Regions from separate parts of the Mus musculus genome. Here region 1 is linked to region 2. Evidence: chromatin loops called from intact Hi-C (ENCODE). Cell type or tissue: gastrocnemius. All regions are shown on one strand. Each heading gives the region's core, and the rest is flanking DNA. Links, peaks and the distances in the headings are about the cores only. Region 1 overlaps Baz1b (bromodomain adjacent to zinc finger domain, 1B). Region 2 has its middle 36 kb from the start of Fzd9.

What was found. Peaks named below come from ENCODE experiments on the same cell type or tissue, not always from the same donor. Only the 100,000 strongest peaks of a DNase experiment are listed, where the experiment ranks them.
Region 1: it touches region 2 in a loop (10-fold over the local background); 30 of 42 quality-filtered maps call a loop at or near these places.

The regions. Positions count from the first base shown.
Region 1 is chr5:135,231,796-135,240,199 of GRCm38, reverse strand. It overlaps Baz1b (bromodomain adjacent to zinc finger domain, 1B), which reads right to left. Exons shown (of 19, transcript NM_011714.2): 14 at 3,778-3,925; 15 at 2,134-2,281; 16 at 55-173. Among named protein-coding and RNA genes, the nearest start is that of Fzd9, 15 kb to the left of the region's middle. In gastrocnemius, for the core only: no CTCF peak of the experiment used is centred there; a DNase peak (open chromatin) is centred at 3,426; H3K27ac peaks cover 1,387 bases.
Region 2 is chr5:135,282,380-135,290,783 of GRCm38, reverse strand. No RefSeq gene overlaps it. Among named protein-coding and RNA genes, the nearest start is that of Fzd9, 36 kb to the right of the region's middle. In gastrocnemius, for the core only: a CTCF peak has its summit at 4,346; a DNase peak (open chromatin) is centred at 4,361.

The DNA.
Region 1 (8,404 bases), core at 1,393-6,392, 51 kb after region 2:
GCCTCTCTGGTCAGTTTGAGAGACCGAGGCAACTATGCCATACTAGACACTCACGCCGCAAGCCAGCCACTTCATAATCCTCTTCTTCTTCCTCCTCCTCCTCTTCTTCCTCTTCCTCTTCACCGCTCTCATCACCCTCGCTGCCCTCAGAGGTAGACTCTTCAGTGTAATTCCTGGAAGGAAAAGCCAAGCAGAGACATGGTTTCAGTTCAGTCCAGGACGGCTTACGGAGAGCTAAAGCCCCTTACATCTCTGCAGCATGGCTATTCATGGACCAGACTGAGCTGACAGTAAGGGGAGAGACCTGGAGGTCAGTCCTACTATGCTTCAGCAGCATGTGCCCTGCCCTAGCCTACAAGGGCTTAAGGGACATCAATGGAGGAAGGGGACCAAGAACAAAATACAACCTCTACTTCCTCTCACAAACAGTATAAACCACCATTACTTTTGTCTCACAAAAGCCAGATAAGGAAACATTTTAGACACCACAGCTGCCCGACTCTGGGGTGTATTGAGAGGGCTGAGAGGCTGGCAGGTGTTACTGCACACCTTGATGGCTCTCTTCCAGGAGCTGAGACAGCTTGCAGATGACCACACAACAAAGCAACTAATCCCGGCTCAGAACAGCTGGTCTAAAAAAACACTACTTCAGAGCAGCACACCGCATGTCCCTACAAGAGGACATGGTAATGGAGACAGAGGGAGAACTAACCCAGCACGGCTGCTAAGGTGTGGTTGGAATCAAACAGCTCTGCCCTTTACAAGAGACAGCCTCGTGCCCGTAAGGATGCCCTTTCACATCTCAAATGTCAATGTAAGAAGTAACGACAGTTAACTGGGGAAATATTAGGTGCCTTCAAGGTGCTGGTTTGGCTGTACTGACATAGGAGAAACCATGTCCAAATAGACAGCAGGGAAGGAAACTAAGCATGGGTCGAGAAGGCAATGATTTGGCTGTAGATATTCAGTAGTGATTGCCTGTAGAAGCGGCTATAAAGTAACAATGAGGTAAATTTAAAGGCAGGAAAAGATGTTAATAAAGTGTATCAAGGGGCTAGAGAGATGGCTCAAACAGTGGCAGTTCTTGCAGTGGACCTAGGGCTAATTCCTAAAACCTACACAGACGCTCACAACAATCTCTAACTTGGCTTTCAGAGGACCAGTGCCCTCTTCTGGCCTCCATAGGCACCAGGCACACATGTAGTGCATAGACATAGATTCAGGTAAAATGCTTACATACAGTTAAATGTGGTGTGTATGTGTGTGTGTGTGTGAGCATGCACCCAGAAGAGCCAGGCAGATCTCTGAGTTCAAAGACATCCAGGACTATACAGAGAAACCTTGCTTGAAAGACCAAAACAAAAGAGGGAGGGTACAGGGCTAACAGCAAGAAGCAAAAATGTCAACAGTAAACAAAACCAAATGGCTCAGCAGTTAGAGCACTTGTTGCTCTTGAAGAACCAGGGTTCAATTCCCATCACCCACATGATAGCCTGTGACCACAACTCCAGTTCCAGGGGATTCAATATACCCTTCTCACCTCCATCAATATTACTTACACACACTCAGGCAAAACAGCCATACACAGAAAGAAGTAAAATTAATTAGAGGCCAGCCTGGTCTACAGAGTGAGTTCCAGGACAGCCAGGGCTACACAGAGAAACCCTGTCTCGAACCCCCCCCCCCCCCCCCGCCGCAAAAGAGAGAGATACAAAGAGAGAGAGAGATACAATTAAAACTATACACACACACGCGCGCGCGCGCACAGTCACACCCTAAACCAGAGTCATATAGCACCTAAGCTCCTGTATCTGTACCATAAATGACCAAGCTTTGCACCCTAATAAGCTTTAACTCCTTAGAAACGCTCAGTTTTGAGTAACTGAAACTAATTTTCCAACGAAGTTATCTAATGGTCTCACACAGCCCAGAAAGTCTTTGAACTGTTTTGTAGCCAAGGATGACCCAGTGCTACTGATCCTCCTGCCTCCACCTTCCTAGTGTTTGGGATAACAGACTTGTAGCACCATGCCTGACTTCTGCAGTGCTAGGGATCAAATCGAGGCCTTTTTACATGCCAAGTGAATATTAACCAGATCTCCAGCCCCCAGCTTACTTTTAAAAACTTCTCACCTGCCACGGGAATTGCGTCTGGCAGTAGGAGGCTGGCAAGCTGGACACTGCCACTCGCCATCTGGTACTTCATAAAGGGCCGGCCTCAGACAGAACAGGTGGAAGGCTTTATTACACTCGTCACACAGGATCAGCTTGTCATCCTCACCTGCAAAGACAGGCGCACACAGCACTGTTGGCAGCGCAGCACAGCGCAGCACAGCACTTCTCCCTCTCCTTATTCACGCCCATGTGTGCCCGAGAATCTGGATCCCCTAGAGCTGGAGTCCTAGCTGCCCAACACGGATCCTCTAGAACAGCTGCAAGCACTTGTGAGCGTGGAGCACCACTCCAGCTCCTTTGTCTTTCTTTCAAGACAAGGATTCAGTGTATAGCACACAGTGGCCTAGAATCCGGGGAGCTCCTCCTGCCCCTGCCCCCCAAGTGGTAGAATCACAGGTACATCCCAGCACCCCCTGCTGCTTCTCTGTATGCACATGGAGGCTAGAGGCTGACATTAGTTGCTGTATTTGACAGCTTTCCACATCAGCATACTGAGTCTCTCACTGGAGCCCAGAGCTAGACACTGGTTCTGTCAAACCCCCTGTCTCCACCTCCTTACTTAGGTGAGCAATGGAACTAGGTCTTCAGGCTTGTGTGCAACTTTGTAACAAAGATGTTACCAACCTGAACATCTTTGCAGCCTGCTCTTTAAAAAGTGCATTTACTTTCTGAAAATTGGACAATTTAGGGAGAGTTCCTAACTCATCTCCTCAGAACTACCAAGAAGCAGGGCAGGGCAGTTAATAGTCACTAAGAGTTAACTAAGGGACATGGGGACACACTCCTTTAATGCCAACACTGAGGAGGCAGAAGCAGGTAGGTATTTTTGAGTTTTTCAGTCTAGCCAGAGTTACATGAGACACTATCTCAAAATAAGTAAGTAAATAAATAAAACATGTTTAATTGTACATGTACTTTAACTAAAAGGCAGAAAAATCACTGGCTGGAGACTCTGCTGTTCTTCTTGGACCCCGAAACTCTCCCACACATGTCTGCATGGTCCTCAGTAGTCTGGTTTCTCCACACTGTATGACCTTCATCTGACTAACTTTCTTTTCTAACTATCAGTCTGGTCAGTTTTACAGCAACCAAGTCTACACAGTGCCTCACTCTTTGGAAACTGAGCCCTAAGCTAACTCATAAAGATGGACTTAGTCAAGGAGAAATAAAAACCATTTCCAAATGCTCTGTTCCCAGCTCTAGGCTAAAGACTGAGGTCTGGGTGTGCAATGTGCAAAGACTGCCCCCTGCTGGAAGCACCTACCTCATCTCACAGCTGACAAATGCTCTACGGTTCCTGAGGGACTGTAGATTTTAAATTAACTAACTTGCATGCAGAAAGTCTGCCTACCACAGTTTAACCGTGCACACAGGAACAGGGCTAAATGATGCACAAAAATTCCTTCAGAAGGTGGATTGTGGTGGTTCCCAGCACTTGGGAGAGAGAGGCAGCCAGTCTGATCTACAGAGCAAGTTTCAGGACAGCCAAGGCTACACTGAGAAACCCCGTCTCAAAAAACCAAAATTCCTTCAAAGGAAAAGAAAAAGGTTTTGGAAAGCCTAGTCCCAAACAGTCAATGAACAACTTTCCTCAATGCATACCTTTCTTTCGACAAACTTTGCACCTAGCGTTTTCTGCTGACATGTCCCACTTGATACATGCATCGAGCATCCCAAGTAGAACATGCATCCTGGAAAAGGTCTGTGCTTCACGGATTGCTGTTTTCCATTTTTCCAGTGCAGAGGCAACCTAAGCAGCAAGTGAAACAGCCAGATATTATGACCATGATATTATGACCAAAGATTAGACAGGGCTAAGGATGGGTAAGGAAAGAATTCAGAGAATATTTGAATTTTAGAGTTTCATTAAAACCCACCATCAAGGCTTCAAAATAAAAACCAAGCCTGGAAGAGGTCACAGCAAAACTAAGCATAGAGTAGGGATAAGCAACATGTCTCTTCCAGTGACATCAGTGTCATTTAGAAGTAGAATGAGCCAGGCAGTGGTGGCGCACGCCTTTAATCCCAGCACTTGGGAGGCAGAGGCAGGAGGATTTCTGAGTTCGAGGCCAGCCTGGTCTAGAAAGTGAGTTCCAGGACAGCCAGGGCTACACAGAGAAACCCTGGGGGGGGGGGGGGGGCAAAACCACAGCACCTCATAAATATGCACAATTATTAGGTATTAAGGAACTTTTAGAGTGTTTAAATGGGACTAGGTGATTAAGAGTACTTGCAGAGGACCTTCCCAGTACCCACAGAGTGGTTTATAAGAATCTAGACCTCCAGTTCAGAGGATCTAACATCCCTCCTCTTCTTACCTCTGTGGGCACCAAAACCACATGTGTTACACATGCACGCGTGCATGTGCAGGCAAACCACTCACATGCATAAACTAAATCTAGTCAGGTTGTGGTGGTGCGTGCCTTTAATCTTAGCACTAAAGAAGCAGGGGCAGGCAGATCTCTGAGCTCAAAGCCAGCGTGGTCTACAGAGCAAGTTCCAGGACAGCCAGGGCCACACCAAAAAACTCTGCCATAAATATACAAATAAATGAATGAATGAATGAATTTCTAACTAAATGAACTGTATTTAAAGAGGAGAGATACTAGCTACTCTATTACTATATAGACTGTACATATACTGAGTTATATTGCATTACTATTAAATTTATACAACTGAAATAATAAAAGATAAGCCAGGTCTGAAAGCTTATGGAACGGGTATAAGTCCTTGTGCTCACAGAGAAGCACTTGGGACCCTGGAATGCTAACCACATGGGGTTTTCACTTCAAAGGAAGGGATGTATGAGCTGTCATCCCTAGAATGCTGGGAGTAGACGTACACTAGTCTGGCAACCTTTATCTGTGACATCACACCAGATCCTCCCCTAAAGCCTTATCCTAAGCTTGTTTTCTTCAAGCTACAGAGCCCATCTTTATAAAGGTGCTGTGAGGAGTCATTCGTGCATGGAGGCGTCACTCGTACTTCACGTTTTGATGCAGCTGCCTCTGATCTTAGCTTAGCTTACTTCGCGCTTTACTGTACATGAGATTGGGTTAATCACTAATAGGAAAATTTTCACCAAATTGTACGGTACTTAAAAATGCATAAAATAGGGGTTGGTGATTTAGCTCAATTGTAGAGTGCTTGCCTAGCAAGTGCAAGGCCCTGGCTTCAGTCCTCAGCTCTGGAGGGGTGGGGGTGGGGGTGGGGGTCGCAGACAAAATAAAAATGCCTAAAATAAATCACCCGGGGTCAGATTCCTGATGTTTGAACCAACATCAGTCAGTAATGTTGAACTGAACTGTCTTCTTGCTTCCCTCGGATCATTCTATGTTGTCTGGTGCTAAGAGACTCCCACAGCGACTCAGATCTGTAATTTCAGCACTTGAGAGTCTGAGGCAGGAGGATCACTATGAGTTCAAGGTCAGCTTGGGCTATAGGGTAAAACCTTGTCTCATAAAAACAAAACAAAACAAAAAAGGGGCAGACACAGTAAGAGTTGTCAGAACAAATGCAAACAAATTAGAGACAAAGCCAGACATAGTGACACACATCTATTATTTCAACACTCAAGAAGCTGAGACAGAATTATAGGTTTGAGGCAAGCCTGGACCACATGGTTAAGACTCAGTCTCAAGGGCTGGAGAGATGGCTCAGCAGTTAAGAGCACTTCCAGAGGTTCTGAGTTCAATTCCCAGCAACCATGTGGGGGCTCACGGCCCTCTTTAATGAGATCTGATGCCCTATTTTGGTATGTCTGAAGACAGCTACAGAGTACTCACATACATAAAATAAAAGACCCAGTCTTAAAAGAGACAGAGAAGGAGAGAAGAGAAATAGAGACAGAAAGAGAGAAAGAATGACAGACCCCAGGATTTTCCTAAAGTATACATTATGTTTCTCAATTCAGAGAAACAAAATTGGTGTTGTATTTATAGACTAGGACTGAAGAGTTGGCTTACAGTTAAGAGTACTTCTGCTCTTGTAGAGAGCTATAGCTCAGTCTCCAGCACCCACATCAGGTAGCTGACAACTGCCCATAACTCTAGTTCCAGGGGAGCTGATGCTTTCTTCTGGGTTTTTGAAAGCATTGTATGCACATGGTGCACACACAGACAAGCAGGCACACACATATCAATATAGGTGGAAATAAACACTATTTAAAAATTTTTTAAATGCATACCCTAGACCTTGAAACGATCTCACAGATCCCAAGAAACTGGAGCCCAGACGAGACTGACATAAACTCATGTAGCAGCCTGGTCCCGGCCAAGGAAACTCTGGCCCTTGCTAAGTGGAAACTTTCAAAGCGGAGGACAGTGGAAAATTTTGAGCTGTGGCAAAACTGACCTTTGGTGGGAGCTGCAGGGCAGGATATTGCTAGAACAGAACACAGCAGAACAACTCAGCAAGCAACCTGATTTTTCCAAGAAGTTCTCCACTTCTGTACTGTCTAGGGCTTATATTTATTTCAGCTTAGGGTTTAGTACAAAAAGGGACCTTAATGAGACTTAATTACCTGGTCCTCAGTAAGAAGAAAATGTCACAAGAAAAATGAATAGCTAGGAAAGATCCTTTCTAAGAGCTTTCCAATAAAAATCCGTACACAGCTGGGTTAAAGGGCAGCATGGCTCACAGGGAGCAGGCAATCGACACCAAGCCCAACAAGACCTGCATGATGAAATGACAGGCTCCTGCAAACTGTCCTCTGACCCCCACTTGCTGTGACACACAAATATGTGCAACACACATACACATAAAACAAAAACTGAGTTAAAAACAAAACCCATGTAGCATTCAGTAAACCAGCTTCTCATAAATACAGTCATAGGCGTGTAAACCCGCTTCCTCCAAACGCTCCTCCCTGAACCATGCACCACGGGGTCTAAGGAAAGTAAGGAGGAACAACTGTGCATGAACTCTGAGGCGTTTAGGAAGAGCAGGAGACTTACTCTTAAGCATTTTTGCTTGTAATCACATATGCACAGATAAAAGGGCTTGTTGGACCAGCTAGAACTGGAGTTAAGAGACAGTTGTGAGCTGCCATGTGGGTGCTGAAAATTGAACCCAGGTCCTCTACAAGAGCAGCCCGATGCTCTCAACTGCTTTGCTATCCCTGTAGCCCCCAGGGAAGAGACTTATTAAAGCTATCTGCCTATAGTGATGCTTGCCTGTGCATCACTTGGGAGGTTCAAAGAGGACTCAGAAGTTCAAACCCAGCTGGGGCTATATTAAGACCCTGGATTAAAGCAAAACAAAACAAAGCCGGGCGTGGTGGCGCACGCCTTTAATCCCAGCACTCAGGAGGCAGAGGCAGGTGGATTTCTGAGTTCGAGGCCAACCTGGTCTACAAAGTGAGTTCCAGGACAACAAGGACTATACAGAGAAACCCTGTCTTGAAAAACCAAAACCAAAACAAAACAAAAAAAGCAAAACAAAACAAACAACACAAAACAAAAGGTCAGGCATGGTGAAACACACCTTTAATCACAGGGGCCGGTAGAACTCTGGTTCTAGGCCAGTTTACACAGAGTTCCAGGCCAGCACAGTGAGAACACTGGCTACAACAAAAAACAAAAGAAAACTAGATGGATTTGTCTGACAGTGAGACATACATCATTTTAATCTGCATTTGAGGTTCCTTCAGAAAACCAGCTCCCACACCTACTGCTCACCCTGCCACCCTCACAAGTTAGCCCAAAGGCCACTCCTTTCTATCAGCACAGATGGCCTAGACTCACAATGGCTTCAATTCTCTTTTTTCCTTTTGAGGCAGATTTTCTGTATAGCCCTGGCTGTCCTAGCTTTAAACTCAGAGACATGCCTGCTAGGATTAAAGACCTGCCCCACCACCTGGGGGGGTTCAGTTTTAGGATGGTGTGAAAGGGATAGAGATACTCGTTTAGTAGAAACGCCAGGTAGGTCCGTCTTTTCTGAGATAGCAATGACATGCTGACATGTGGACAATCCTCTCTGGTAAAGCTGAGGCCAAAACACGGAGCCACAGCAGAAGCTGGCTACACTGTTACCAGGGGAAAAACTGGACTTCCCAGCATAAGTAAAGCTAAATGATGCTGAGCCTGCCACAGGGCAAGCACGTTCATTAGACGTTCTACCTTACTATGTGTTCAACACACAGCTGTTCAGCAGAAACAGACAGCTCAACTACAGGCAGTGGCTCTACTTCTCGGTCTTACACTCAAAGGCGTTCCCACTGCTTAGACTC
Region 2 (8,404 bases), core at 1,259-6,258:
CCCAAATCTGTGGCTCCAGATCTGGGCCATGCCCTGGCTTCATATGGCAGCAGATGTCCCTCAGTCTCTCCAGACTCAGGAGGCCCAAACCTGCTGAATCTTACGGTCATGACCCATGGTCCTCTCTCTACCTAGTGTTTCTCAGGAGGAGTGGGGCTTTGAGACAATCTCACTTTACAGCTCAGGCTGGCCTACACCTCAGTATGTGTATCAGTTGGTCTAGTGCTTGTGAGCCTTCTGCCTCAACTGTAAGCTCTGGGATTCCAGGCTGCCCCACCTCAGTGGCTCTGTTTGGATGGGACTGATTGATGGGTCTTGAGCTGTTAAAGATCCAGAAATGAGCACAGGCCCTGAACTATAGGATTTCTGTTGGTGAGATAAAAGCGTCCAGTCCTGGGGGAACTTGTTAGACCAAGTCCCACTTGCCCTAAAGAGCCATTTCTCTTACCTGTAGTTACATATCAAAACCCATGCCTCTGTCCTGCCCTTCTCACCTCCCCTACCCAAAACTCCCTCCAGCCCATGGGCTTCCCTCCCCCTAGCTACTTACCCTTCTTATAACCTGGGTGTTTCTTAGGACACTCTCTCTGGCTACCTTCTTCTCTCTCCCTCCCTCCCTCCCTCTCTCTCTCTCTCTCTCTCTCTCTCTCTCTCTCTCTCTCTCTCTCTCTCTCCTCTCCTCTCTCTCCTCTCTCTCTGTCTCTCTCCTCCCCCTCTCTCTTTCTCTTCTCTCTCCTCTCTCCTCTCTCTCTCTCTCCTCTCTCTCTCTCCTCTCTCTCTGTGTCTGTCTGTCTGTCTCTCTCCTCTCTCTCTTTCTCCCTCCCTCCCTCTCTCTCTCCTCTCTCTCTCCTCTTTCTCTGTCTCCTCCCCCTCTCTCTTTCTCCTCTCTCTCTCCTCTCTCCTCCCCCTCTCTCTCCTCTCTCTCTCTCCTCTCTCTCTGTGTCTGTCTGTCTGTCTCTCTCCTCTCTCTCCCTCCCTCCCTCTCCTCTCTCTCTCTCTCTGTCTCTCTCCTCCCCCCTCTCTCTTTCTCCTCTCTCTCTCTCTGTCTCTCTCCTCTCTCCTCCCCCCCTCTCTCCTCTGTCTGTCTCTCTCTCTCTCTCTCTCTCTCCTCTCTCTCTCTCTCTCTCTCTCTCTCTCTCTCTCTCTCTCTCTCTCTCTCCCCCCCTCTCATGTCCACTATTTTCTCCCACTTCTCTGGACCTGGCCATGTCCACACTCGTCTGCTTCTTTGTGCTCTGGATGCCACCGGTTATTCTCTCTCGTGTCTGTGATAAAAACGTTCACTGACCGACCAATGGAGCAGTCACGTCATGTCTACTGTGCCCCCCTTGCGTACAAACAGTCTTGATTGGCAGTTTGCCTGGATTTAGAATCACCGAGGAGCCTGCATGTACACACAAAATAAATGTTTTTTTTTTTAATGGGGAGGGGCAGGTATGGTGGAACACGCCTTTAATCCTAGTGCTTAGGAGCCAGAGGCAGGCAGGTCTCTCTGAGTTTGAGGCCATCCTAGTCTACATAGTGAGTTCCAGGCCAGCCAGGTTTTATGGTGAGACCCGGTTTCAAAAAGGATGTCTCAGTAGTTAAAAGTGAGTACTGCTCTTTCAGAGGACCCAAGTTCACATCTGATCCATCACCCATGTCAGCTCACAACTACCTGTAACTCTAGCTCTCGGAATCAATACCATATTCAGACTTCTGCAGGTATCTAACACTCACATGCACACACAGACACATAATTAAAAGTAAATATTTTAAATATAAGAAGACACACTCAGAATATAACCCAGCATCACCATTTCCAAGAATCTCCTAAAACAGTGACACTGGGCTAAAAGGATGCTCACCCTGTACCATTGTCCCTATTTGGATGTGTCCTTTGGGTGGAAAAGCTCCCGTGTGGAAGTCTCAGGTCCCAGCTAGGGCACTCCTGAGAAGAGAATAGATCAGGAGGGCACCAAGTCACCCTTGTCAACCCACCGATGAGTTCATAGCTGAAGAGCTTATACGAGGGGAAGCCTGGTTGGGAGAATGCGCCCCCCCCCAATTGGGACTAGCTTCCCCCCCCCCCATTGGGACTAGCTTGGCCCTGTCTCTGGCCACCATGAAATGAGCAGCTCTGCTGCATCCTGCCATCCAGCTGCCACCTGCTTACCTCTGCCCAGGCCCAGCTGACCATGCTCTAAGGTCCCTGGAACATGAACCAGTGTAAGCCATCTTTGTTTATGGCAGGTGTCTTGTCACAGTGGCTAGCTCAACCATGGCTGGAGAAGCAATAGGACAGAAAACTTCAAATTCAATGGAGGAGCTAGAGAAAGCACCCAAGGAGCTAAAGGGATCTGCAACCCTATAGGTGGAACAACATTATGAACTAACCAGTACCCCGGAGCTCTTGACTCTAGCTGCATATGTATCAAAAGATGGCCTAGTCGGCCATCACTGGAAAGAGAGGCCCATTGGACACGCAAACTTTATATGCCCCAGTACAGGGGAATGCCAGGGCCAAAAAAATGGGAATGGGTGGGTAGGGAAGTGGGGGGGAGGGTATGGGGGACTTTTGGGATAGCATTGGAAATGTAATTGAGGAAAATATGTAATAAAAAATATTAAAAAAAAAAAAGAAAGAAGACTTCAAATTCTTCCGAGGAACTGGGAAAAGAAATCATAGCATGGCTACCCCAGAGAATGCTTCACATCTGTTCAAGGATAAGGGGGAGGTCTCGGTTAGGTCACTGATACAGCTGGGTACAGTGTGAAGCACCTGCTAGAGGTGCCCTTGTGATTTTCTTCCTGCTGAATGCAGCAGAATGGCTCCCCCAGTTGTCCTCACACAAGCACTTCAGTAAGCATTGCGAGGTCCCTCGTGTCTCCCTGCCCTGACATCAGCTGCTCCTCTGATACCTGAACCAGAGAGCATGCAAGGCTATCCAGCATAGTCAAGGTGACTTCGTTACAATTTCCTCTTTTAGTTTCCCCTCACTGGGGGATTCTAGGCAGGGGCTCTACCACTGAGCCACACCCCCAGCCCCTCACTGGGGGATTCTAGGCAGGGGCTCTACCACTGAGCCACGCCCCCAGCCCCTCACTGGGGGATTCTAGGCAGGGGCTCTACCACTGAGCCACACCCCCAGCCCCTTTCTGGGGGATTCTAGGCAGCTTTTCTGCTACTAAGTTATATCTCAACTCAGCCTTTTTTTTTTTTAAACTCTCCTTTGCTAGGCAGAGTCTCCTAAGTTGCCTATGCTGGCCTGGAACTCATTCTGTAGCCAAGATAAGCCTTGAACTTGAAATCTTCCTGCCTCAGCCTTCCCAGTAGCAGGGATGACAGGCATGCCCCCACCGTTTCCAGCTATCCACCCTTCTCAGGTAAGGTGGGTTCCAGGGCTTTGATATCCCCTTTCTAGCTCCCAGCGTGTTGTCTCCTTCTCCATGCTTCATGCTTTGTATGTGTGTTCTTGTGAAATGTGTCCGTGTGGATGCCACATAGCCAGACTCCCTGGTAATGTGGGAACAGATAATGGGTGTCTCTCACCACCTCTGGGCAGCCAGAGGTCTGGGCTCTGCAGTGCTCAGCCTGCCACCATTGTGTGGCCACACTCACCTAGGGTGGAAAAGGCTGCCTTAGAATGGACCGGAAGCTTCCAGAACCATCTTCCTAGGCAGACACAGTAGGGATGACCCCTCCCAGGCCTTGCTCTAGCCACAGTGGAACGGATCCCCAGGGTCACTTTAGAATTAGCCTCTGAGTCCCAGGGAAGGAAGGTCTGTGGCACAGGTGGGTCTGAAGAGAGTACAAGTGCTTAGGGTTAAGCACCCACCCGTGCTCGCCAGTGTTCTACATTGAAACACACCCCAGCCCTCGGATCCCATCGCTCCACCAGTTGCTGGTTTGGTGGTTATTATCCACTGCTGGGCACTGAAATCGAGGACCTTGTGCATGTTGGGAAATTCCTACAGCTAAGCTACACACCCAGTCAGCCCTTCTTTGTGTTTTTTATATTAACATAGAGTCTCATTTGCCCAGCGTAGCCTCAGGCTTTCTACCCTCCTCCCTCAGTCTTTCTTCTCTCTTTCAAAAACGGAATTTGAAGGACTGTGAGTTCACACAGGGCATCGGCACATGTGGCCAAGCCTGGTCATCTTGAGTTCCAGCCACAGGGCCAGCGTGGTGGAAACAACTCCTGCACCCCAACATGGGATACATAGCATACATGCACACACCACAGGCAGAGAGACAGAGACAGAGACAGACAGACAATGAGACAGAGAGAGAAATAAGGATTTGAGCTCTCAGAACCCAGTCCACAAGGATCAAACTGGCTCTTGCGGAGCGCATCAGACGATAGGGGGCGACATAGCCCACGTCATGCTGTCAGTCGCAGCCATTGACCCCTGGGATGCTCACTATACCACAGGCAGAACATTGCTGACAGCAGGGCCCAGTCAGGGATGTGATCTCCACACTGCTGGAATGAAATGGTTCCAGGGTCAGAGAGGGGACCTGGGTGGTAATAGAGGCTGGCCCCACACAAGGGTACAGTGTGTGTCCTGACTCCAGTGTACCCCTCCCTCCACAGACAAAATACAGACAGGGGCTCATTCCTCCGGCACTCTGGAGAAAAAAAAATTTTTGAGACAGGGTCTTAGTATATAGCCCTGGCCTTCCTGAACTCACTCTGTAGACCAGGCTGGCCTTGAACTCAGATTTGCCTGCCTCTGCCTCCTGAGTGCTGACATTAAAGGCGTACGCCACCACCATCTGGCCGGTGACTTTTATAAAAGACAGAACCTCACTCTGGCTGCCTATAACTTGCTGTAAAGGCCAGGATGGCCTCAATCTCAGAGATCCACCTCCCTCTGCTTTCATAGTGCTGATCTTTTTTTGTTTTGTTTTTTTATTTTTGGTTTTTCAAGACAGGGTTTCTCCGTATAGCCCTGGCTGTCCTGGAACTTACTCTGTAGACCAGGCTGGCCTTGAACTCAGAAACCTGCCTGCCTCTGCCTCCCGAGTGCTGGGATTAAAGGCGTGCGCCACCACTCGCGGCTCATAGTGCTGATCTTAAAGGTGTACACCACCACACACAGCTCCATCTTATCTCCTGAGATGCGACCTCTCACTGAAACTAAAGTTCATGGCTTTGGGCAGACAGGCTGGCCAGCAAACTCCTGCGATTTGCCTCTCTCTGCCTCCCCCATGCTGGGGTTACAAGCACAAGCCACAATGCCTGACTTTTTAACCTAGGCTCTGGGAATCAACCTTAGGTCCTCATGCTTGTGTGGCAAGCACTTTGCAAGCTGAGCCTCTTTCTAAGAAAAGCCCCTCGGAGCTCACAAGACCCCCGTGGCTAAAGCCCTTGCTTGAAACTAGCCTTGGCTACCTTCCCAGTGCAATTAAAGAGAATGCTGGGAGAAAGCAGAGAGCTTGAACCAAGTTTTGTATGTGAAAGAGAGACAGATAAGGAGGCTGGCAATCCCAAGACTGTTTTGGGGGTACTGACATGAGCTTTAGGTTTAATATGAGAAAGAATCAGGGTAAGTAGCAGGCAGGCGTGGTTAAGCAGGCCTGGCCAGAGCATAGTCTGGTGGATCAATGTCTCAGCTCTGTGAGGTGATCCTCAGAAGTCATTGTTTGAGGGGACACACTGGTTCAGGTGACTGTGTCTGCTCGGAAGCTGATCTCATCCTTGGCGATCCTGTCTTCAAAGCTCTGCTGTCCCTGAAACCCAAGGTGGCTGCAGACTTGGGACAGTGATGGAGAATCTCAGATCTCTTTTGGAGAGTCTAGAATGGGGCATCATAGAAGCCACTAGTAAGATAGCTCCATACATCCTCACTCAGCCTAGGTCCCAGCAAGGCTTTTGTCTACTGGGAACCTCTTATGGGATGGACCTGGTGATGCAGGCTTGTAGTCACAGCTATTAAAGGAGCTGGAATGGAAGGGATTCAGGTTCAAGACCTGCCTTGGCAGGAGAACAAGTTCAAGGCTAGCCTGTGTAACTTATCAAGGTCCTATCTGATGGGTGGTGGTGTACGTCTTTAATCCCAGCACTCAGGGAGGCAGAGGTAGGTGGATCTCTGTGAGTTCAAGGCCAGCCTGGTCTACAGAGTGAGTTCCAGGACAGCCAGGGCTACACAGAGAAACCCTGTCTCTAAAAAACATAAACAAATACCCTGTTTCAAAGAAGAGAGGGAAGAGACAGTGATCCCCAGTGAGGAGTGGGGGGGGGGGGGCAGGGAGGCATGGTGCAGTGGTCGAGTTACTGCCTAGCATGTAGGAGGCCCTAAGGTCACTCTCCAGCACCACTAAAGTAGTCATAACAATGATAATTTTGTATGAAGCAGGGACTCACTACATAGCCTTGCCTGACTTGGGACTTCCTATGTAGACCAAATTGCCTACAGCGATCCACCTGCCTCTGCCTCCGAAATGCTGGTATTAAAGGCCACCCACACCCAACTATGATACTTCTTAAAATGATTTTTTAAAGTGTATGAGTGTTTTGCCTACATGTATGTGTTTGCCCCGTGTTCATCAGCTGCCCCATGTTCATGAGCACTATGTGTGTGCCTGGTGCTCACAGTGGCTTGACCAGGGTATTGGATCCACAGGAACTGGAATTACAGATGCCATGAGCTATCATATGGGTCTTGGAAACAGAACCCAGGTCCTTTGGAAGAGCAGCCAGTGCTGCTAACTTCCAAACACCTGTCCAGCCCCTTCATTGATAACTATTAAAGGAACCCCTGCCACGTAGACAAGATGGTGTGGCAGTACACAGCAGGTAGCCTAGACTGAGATCAGTCTGCACTGGCATGCCCTGTAGAGGAGACATAACTGGCAAACCCTTGATTAAAGAAAAAAAAAGACTAATCTAGGCCAGGGACAGGATCCCACCCAGGCCATGGGTATTGGGGTTTCTGCCAGGTCTCTTCCTTCCTATGAACTTCTTCTGGTTAGCTTTTACTGCCAACTTGACACAGCCTAGAGTCACCTGAGAAGGAAGAATCAATTGAGGAATCACCTAGATCTGATTGGCCTGTGGACATGTCTGCAAGGGAGGGGTTATGATTGTTAATTGATGTGGGAGGGCTTAGCCCACTGTGGGTGGCAACCATTCCCTAGGCAAAGTAGTTCTGGGCAGTATGAGAAAGCTAAGTGTGAGCCTGCATGAGCGAGCTGGATAACAGCATTCATCTACCATGACTGCTAGCTATAAAGTGAGTTCCCTGGTCAGAGGTAATATTGCTTAGAATAGCAAGCCAGCCTTCGGGTTCCTGACCTAAGTTCCTGCCCTGGTTTCCCTAGATGATGGATTGTGGCATGCAAGGGTAAACCAAATAAGTCCTTTCCTCCCTCAATTGCTTTTGGCCAGAGTGCCTCATCTCAGTAATAGGAAGGAAGCTAGAACAGAAGCCCAGGCAGGTCTGCAAGCTGAAATTCTGAGTGCAGCCCCATCCAGGGTGTGCTCAGAGAGCTGAGCAAGAAACACAGCTTAATAACTGCCGACCGTAACACACGGGGACTGTGAACATGAAACCTGATGATGACATCTCAGGTCCACCTGCACCTTGCCAGACACAGCCAGGGAGGGGGCAGAGAGAGGCACAATAAGCACGGAGTTGGCTGGAAACACAGAGTTTGGACCTCTTCTACAACCCCAACCAACCCAGGTTCTCACTCACAGATGCCAGCACTCCCGCAGCCTGGTATAAAGAAGTCTGTGACCGGCTGGCCGCCTGTGTCTCCTCGGCTGTGTACTGCCAACGTCACATACACGCATACCCCACACGGCCTGCTGCTCAGCAGAGTCTACCCTGCCCAGCTAAGCATTTAGAGAGAAAGGCTGGCACCTGGAGGGGCCTGACCCTATCGGGGCACCGAAAATGAATGCCACAGTGTTCCACCGTGTACAAAGAGCCTCACTCAAGCCCCGTGGAATAGATGTAGAAAGCACCAAGGTACGTTTCCAACCTCAGGATTCCTCAGCCGCCCTTTAGTGCGTCACTGGCTCCCTTTTGATTTCATGAGAAAGCCCTTCCTCACTCTGCCTTTGATTCTTGGGTCTCTCTCCCCTTCCAGGGACGCCTTTCCATTCCTCTCTCCAGGCCCAGGGGCTATTCCTCCTCCTCCTCCACAGAACTAAATAACAAGGCTGTCTATCATGAAGGAAGCAGGACTGCCTCCTGCCAGAGCCCTCTTCTCTTACTCTTTGCTTCTTCCACATCTTTTTGCTGTGGAAGGAATCCCTGGCCTTAGACACGCTGTTTTAAAAATTAACTTAAGGGGCTGGTGAGATGGCTCAGTGGGTAAGAGCACCCGACTGCTCTTCCAAAGGTCAGGAGTTCAAATCCCAGCAACCACATGGTGGCTCACAACCATCCATAACGAGATCTGAAGCCCTCT